Linked DNA regions of Homo sapiens: region 1 is linked to region 2. The links are chromatin contacts, found by Hi-C or POLR2A ChIA-PET in ENCODE. All regions are on one chromosome and are shown on one strand. Each heading gives the region's core, a stretch centred on a gene start or an enhancer-like site at or near the end of the contact. The rest is flanking DNA. Distances are from core to core; before and after follow the strand shown. Region 1 overlaps ZBTB20 (zinc finger and BTB domain containing 20). Region 2 overlaps ZBTB20 (zinc finger and BTB domain containing 20).

Region 1 (3,216 bases), core at 333-2,832, 290 kb before region 2:
TTAAAAAAAAAAAGAGAAGCAAAATCCTAATCTCAGAGATAAAGTTAATGTAGAATGGCACATGCAAGGGCTGAATCCATGAAACTCGTGAAAATAATTTTGGCCTCTGTAGAATTCGTTTCATATAGTTGCTCTTTCCTTTCCCAAAGTCACATTATAGGCAAGTTTTTATTTATTCACATGAGTAGACAAACTCATGAAATGGTTTCAAGCAGCAAATGGTTTTGGAAGCCAGGCAGAGTAAACTAATTTTTGATTTATAAATGTGCTGTGGTGCTAAAGAATGGCTGCATTAACAATCCACTTTAATAAGGAATCAGGGATTTGAGGATAAGAAGCCAAAATGGGTGAAGGAGAACAACAGTGCTAAGAGCAAATGACATGTTCGAAAAGTAAACTTCTTCATTTGAAGGAAGATTATGCAAAATCCAGCTTGAAAATAATGAATGAGAAATCTAACTTGATATGTTTAACAGAGGTGGTTGATAGAAGGTCTTGAATTGGCTCTGAAAAGGCTATTACTAAATATGGGAAGAACGGGATTCACATCTCCAAAAATCACATCTTTCGATTTTTATTTATGCCCAGCAAAGATAGCAAGAAGGTACGTTTCTCTCCCTCATTACCAAAGCTTTTTTTCTTTCTTACCCTTTTTTTGTGTGCCCAGACTATGAATCTGTTAACTAGGCAGGGTCATTTTCGTGAGCTTTCCTAATGCCAAGAGACACCAAATGTTGAGGTAGATCAAAGGGACAAAGAATTACAGAGACACTGAGCCACTTTTCTTAGGACCCTGAGTACAATGTGAACAGTCTACTTAGCTCCAGGCCCCAAACCAAGTATTCTGCAGCACACCCAGTCTGGATTTCTTGGGAAGTGCTCCCTGTTGCTTTTCATAGTTTAGATAATCCACATGAACAATCCTGATTAAATCAGTTGCCCCTAGGCAATGGGGAAAAGCATAAATGGCTTTTTGGAGAGAGAGGTCCAAAAGCTTCTCTCTCTCACTTGCTGTCTCTCTCTCCACCCCCCATCCACCCGCCCCATCTATTTATCTAGTTCCTTGTGTTTTCATTTATTCATTTTCTTCTCCAAAATTATCTTCATCCAATGCAATTAGGTAAGAAGAGGGTACTATTGAAAAAAATGCTGATCCCTATTCATTAAATGATTCAGGTTTTAATTTTAAATTACATGACCTGTCTTGTTGTGCTGATTATGAACAGTTTTTGAAAGGCTGTTATCCAGGGGGTGGTTATCCAGCGATATTATGGAAGGTCACTAGGCATTTGTTTTTTATGTCTGATTCTTTTTTAACCAGGCAATTACTCTATCATTTAATAATCCTTACCTCAAAGTTCACTTGAAAGAAAGCTCATAAGATTTAAAGGGGAAAAAAAATCCCTAAAAATAAAAGTTAGGCTAGGCTAGGCCAGGGTGGGAAATTCCATTGTGGCTAGAAGCCCATGGCAGGTAGAGTGGAATTTAATGAAGGAAACTGCTGTGTTTTTGTGTCTTTCTGTATGTTTTTCCTTTAAAACCAAGAGCTGGGCAGGCATCCCATTCGACCTGACGTGACCCAAGCAAATTGCTTCTTATATAAAAACAACTGCAGACTTTGAGAATGTGAAAATGCACTGTATCCTTCTCCAACCGAGGGAAACGAAAGCCTGAGAAACAGGACGGCCCTGTCAATACTCGTTGAGCAGAACTATCACTCAAACTTGATAAAGGGAGATTAGAACAGGCTCCCTAATGCCAGAGGTATTCATTATAAGTTGGAGTTCTTTATTTATTTTTTATTTTCTTAAACAAGCACAAGTGGTCAATGGAAAATACATTTTTACAAGGCAGGTTTTCCTGCAGGAAACAAAAGTAGGCACAATTTTTCAAAGTCTTTTCATGGAACTAGAATTTTTAAAAAATTTTTAATAATAATATTAAATAAGAAAAGACAAAGAGAATCATTTCCCTTTTCTACCACAGTCTTGGACAAGCAAAGAAGAAGAGATTCAGGGTGTGTCCACTGATATTGCATTCAGATGTGTTGTCTTGGCTTCTGTACTGACAGATTTATTTAAAAAACAAAGTTTTTAAAATGCATTGTGTGCTAGTGAAGTCACTTCATAAATCTTTTCCTTTATGAATTATTTTGATCACAAGGCTTGTTGTTTAAATCACTGAAAGACTGTTCTCCCTAAAAGAAAAATGCCTTCGTTTTCAAACCGCCAGTTCAAAAGCCAGTAACTTCCCCTGAACAGCATGCAGGGAGCCAGAGGGCAAAGAACAAGGGACCAAGTAAGTTCTGACTCCAGCATAAGGCATAATCCAGTTTAGATTTGCCGTGGTTCACAGAAGAGCCATGTTTTAAACATTTGGACCCAGAGCTCTTACTTTTCTCATAGATTACTTAGTTTGAAATGGTGACTCTGCTTCAGGAAAAAAACAAACAGGGGAACACAGCCTTTGATGCAGCTGGTCTGTCAGAGGGCGGAAAGTTAGAATTAGAATATTCTTCAAGCTGTTGCTGAATAATGAAGGGTAGGGCTTCCTAGTTGGGCAGTTACCACAGCCCCTCTGGGAGTTCAGAGAACAAATATTACCTAATGTGTACAAAGACTTTAAAAGTTAAGTTGATTACAAGCTGAGTGAGGAAGGTTAGATAAGGCAGTGAGAACTGAGTTCCACCAGAGGGACCTGATCTTCAGGAACACTGCCAGGAGCCACAGGGCTCCATTTGACCCTCTAGAGTTAAAGGATTGGGTACCAACAGGAAGTTAGTTAGGTTCTTGAAGCGAATAGTCTGTGTGAAATTACTACAAGGAAGAAAGAAAAGCAAAACAAAATATTGGAATATATGCATACATAGAGGTTGACGAGATAACCTGGATGAAGATTATGACTGTGAGATGGGTCAAAATCTCCCCAACCAAAATGTAATGTGCTTGTAACCAGAAGACCTTGTGTTGCTATTCATTTGTTTTTGGCACAGCACCTAGAATGTTGTTAAGACATACAAGCAAATAATTAATACTGGTCTATTACATTAATTTGCCAGGATAATTGGTCTGGTGGAAGGGTAGATGGTTCCAGATTAAACATGGGAAGAGATGAATGTCTAGAAGAAATGAATTTGAAACTGAGATCTAAAGGACAAGAATGATGGACAGAAGTGAACAGGCTGTCTCAGGTTCATTGATTGAGAGATGCTTCTTG
Region 2 (3,593 bases), core at 305-2,804:
CAAGTAAAGAAATGCATCTTTTATTTTTTTGAAAGTCCGTCGGCTTGATGGCATGAGAGTTGTCTGAAATAATTCAAAACAGAGGTAAACTTAGAAGAGTGAGTTTCACTTCCGAGGAGGATTGCTTGTAATCACCCTGCTTACTTACCTTCTTCTATTCTGAAGCAGTCTGCAGTAGTTGGGAAAAGTGTAATCTTAAGAAATTCAGTAACAGTCACTGGCTCATTGTACCTGGTAAGTTTTCCCCGTGCCGTGGTGCCCACGGTTTTTGGTAATGCATGGAGATAATTTCGGACGTCTGCTTCTCTTAACTCCTGAGCACTTTTGCTTCTCACTGTAGAATTCCAGAGACACATGGGTATGGAACTTGATCTAAAAGCCTCCTAGTAATAGTTGCAGATTAGATTGAAAGCCAAACTAGACTGTACACAAGTCTGTATAAATCCCAAAATAGAGCTTTAAAATAATAACTTACTGAGTCATGATTTCTGCATCTCATATGCAGTATTCCTTAAATCACATGTTGATGGCTAATCAACAAAATCCAAAGACGCAAATTAGATGGTACAATATTTACAGAGAAAATATATGTGTAGTTTGAAAAGCAAGGATTCTCAGGGTTACAGTCCCACCCCCATTCCCCCCAGAAATGATAGCAGTTGCAATCTGAACTCTCCACATTGTAACCAAGAAAGGAATGAATATAACAATGGAAAGAGAGAGATTTAAGATAGAACTTCTTAGTTAAAGGAGTCTGGACCTTCAAGAAATATGTTTAAGAAAGATTCAGAAGAAATACTAGGTAAGATGAATTATTCCTTTTTCTCAAGTAAAATTCTAGCAGCGTACTTGTTAAATGTTTATTTTGGCCAGGTGACAGAATTCAGGAGGGCGGAATCTTGTTTACCTTGTCCACTGCTGAATCCCTAGCACCCAGCAAAGTGCTTACACAAATTAGGAGTAGGTGCTCAGCAAATGTTTGTTGAATGAATAAATGAATGTTGTGGGGAGAATGAAGCTAAAATAATGATGTAGTGCATTTGTAAGCATTATGCCCATTTGTGAAAATATAGGTACTAATTTTTTACCCGATTATTTTTTTCATTCAGCAGACCTACAAAACAAAGTGTATCACAAATACCCTCTGCTTTTCATGCTGGGGAAACAGAAAAGCTTTCTTTTGAATGTAAGCTGCTACATGTTTTAATTCTAATAGCAATATGGCAGGTCAACTTTGTAGTATAATCTGGTGCCTGTTTTTGATAGATACCATGGAAATAGATACTTATTTTCAAGATGCTCAAACAGATGATTAGGCAAAAGCTCTAGCAAACCTTGAAACAACAAAAAGGAAAGGTTTTCCCACTCCCACCTCCCGTTACTGTAACATCCTGCACAGTTTTCTGCAACCCCACATCCTCCTCCTTGTTTCATCTTTTTCCTGGGTCTAATCTTTGTCTAGGGAATACAGCATGTGACTGTCAGTCTAGCAAGGAGATAGTTCTTGAGAAATCCACCCCCTACACACTGTGTTCCCAAGCTCCTCTTACAGGAATGGCATGATTTGATCAGCAGCAGGCAGAGCTGGCCCAGGGAAACAAGAGCTTGGCATAGAAATCTTAGTGCCCTCCTGCTGGAAGGGCCCTCAAGAGAGATGCTTCATGCCCACCCTCCCTCAACTGGCTGGACAGTAGATGGATGTGTAGGAAAACAAATTCCTGGCTGAATGAATAGAGGATTAAATGAATGAGAGATGAGTTCACTCCTCCAGAAGTCCCCGCCATCCCACTTGAATAGAAAGGCTAACTTTGAAGCCACTCTGTTCTCCATGGCACTATTTTATGTATACTCAGCTTTGGAATATGGTTGCCATCTGCTGCCAGTGCTTAGGACTAAGGAAGTATTGGGGTGGGTAGGAGGAGGCTGGGAGGGAAGAAAAGAGACACTTAAAATGAGCTAATGATCTCCTTTGTGTTAGAGCCTAGGTTTCAGAACATCAATCCTGTACTTCAAGAACAAAACACCAGTGTGTCTTAGACCACACCAGGCGCCGGCACATCAGATAAAGCCTGTGCTGTGTGGTGTTTAGCCACCGAGCCTAGAGAAGTTCTAAAAGTGAAATTACAGGTGCAAACTGAGGAAACTAAAAGGAGAAAAGGCCAAGGGTAAAATACAATCAGGAGGGCTCTGCCGATATGTATCTTTGGGGCTACAGTAGTTGAAAAATGAATCTACTAATTAATCAGTTGGATAATACTATAAAAGCAAGGAATTTAAGGATCTTTAGAAGAAATGAGACACTTTTCCATACACTCTGAGCATATTGTGAGCCTTTAGTATAATCTCAGGGTGAAAGTGACCTGGCTATTGTGTATTGCTGTAGACGTAACTGTTGATTAAGTGTTAGAGATTGCTGTACTAGAGGCATGCATGGTGGTCCTTTAAAAACAGAAAAGGCTGTTAAGCTCAGCTAGTAAGACAATCGAACATATCTGAACGGCAGAGAATAGCTCATAGAGCTTCCTAGCTTCCCTGATGTTGTTTGCATAAATTGTTGGGGGATGTTTGTTTGTTTGTTTGAGACAGAGTCTCACTCTGTTGCCTAGGCTGGAGTGCAGTGGCATGATCTCAGCTCACTGCAACCTCCGCCTCCAGGGTTCAAATTATTCTCCTGCCTTAGCCTCCTGAGTAGCTCGAATTATAGGCATGCGCCACCATGCCCAGCTAATTTTGTATTTTTAGAAGAGACGAGGTTTCACCATGTTGGCTAGGCTGGTCTCAAACTCCTAAACTCAAGTGATCCACCTACCTCAGCCTCCCAAAGTGCTGGGATTGCAGGTGTGAGCCAACATGCCTGGTCAAATTGTTGGTTTTGACACAAAATCATATTGATAATTTATGTACTGAAATAACATGCCAGAGAATAGTAATTAAGCTGGGGATGTATGCTAGTGAAAAAAAAAATATTACAGTGAAGTTTATTTTGGGAAAGGATTAGCTAATTGGCTAGGCATGACATTTGAAGGCCATGTACTGTTATGTATTCAATAGTAGGCCTGTATCTTGAATTGGAGGAAGGCTGAAATTTCTTTTTGCAAGGGAAGAACCTCATCAGCGATGTATATAAGTATAAATTTAGAGACAATGACAATCCTAGAAATGCAAAATACCACTTTAGGGAGCAGTAAGTGATTGCTGAGCAGTGTGTCAGACTCAGTGTCTGAGAGCAGCAAATCAGAACATATTTGTTGGCTGTGTGAGCTCTGGCCTTGACTACTGTCTTCCAGCAGGAACAAGTCATATACAACTGTGACTCAGCCTCAATTAGAATACTAGTAATGCCCTAAATCTATCTCATGTACAGTTTCTCTTCCTAGGAACCTTGTGTGCCTCATATTCTATTTGTCCCTACAACATCCCTGTGAAGCATACACACCTTTGTTTTACAGGTGGGATAACAGGTCCATAAAGGAATAGTTTAATTCTTTGTCTTCAAATGTGAAATGATTGATAATCAGTATACTGACCCAGCTCATTGTAATGTTTTTCACATTATTTCAGGTTTCCTAGGCAAAGGACATATTTTATCTTCT

What was found. Hi-C counts contacts between places; a loop is a spot of excess contacts on that map. ChIA-PET counts read pairs that join two places held with the same protein, here RNA polymerase II (POLR2A).
Region 1: a loop to region 2 is called in a map of Caco-2, with 4 times the contacts of the local background. The contact joins two enhancer-like sites. A Hi-C loop is called at or near these places in 1 of 168 maps with a recorded cell type or tissue (Caco-2). POLR2A ChIA-PET finds 5 or more read pairs at or near these places in 2 of 52 experiments (AG04449 and BJ).

Annotation. Positions count from the first base shown.
Region 1 is chr3:114,658,702-114,661,917 of GRCh38, reverse strand. The region is part of intron 6 of ZBTB20 (zinc finger and BTB domain containing 20); the gene reads left to right. Among named protein-coding and RNA genes, the nearest start is that of MIR4796, 83 kb to the left of the region's middle. Within about 2 kb of position 1,582, at least 8 of the 41 ENCODE cell types and tissues checked have a DNase peak (open chromatin) inside an H3K27ac peak, as active enhancers do.
Region 2 is chr3:114,363,437-114,367,029 of GRCh38, reverse strand. The region is part of intron 10 of ZBTB20 (zinc finger and BTB domain containing 20); the gene reads left to right. ZBTB20-AS1 (ZBTB20 antisense RNA 1) reads right to left here. Exons shown (of 9, transcript NR_038993.1): 5 at 149-334; 6 at 1-63. Among named protein-coding and RNA genes, the nearest start is that of ZBTB20-AS1, 13 kb to the right of the region's middle. Within about 2 kb of position 1,554, at least 2 of the 41 ENCODE cell types and tissues checked have a DNase peak (open chromatin) inside an H3K27ac peak, as active enhancers do.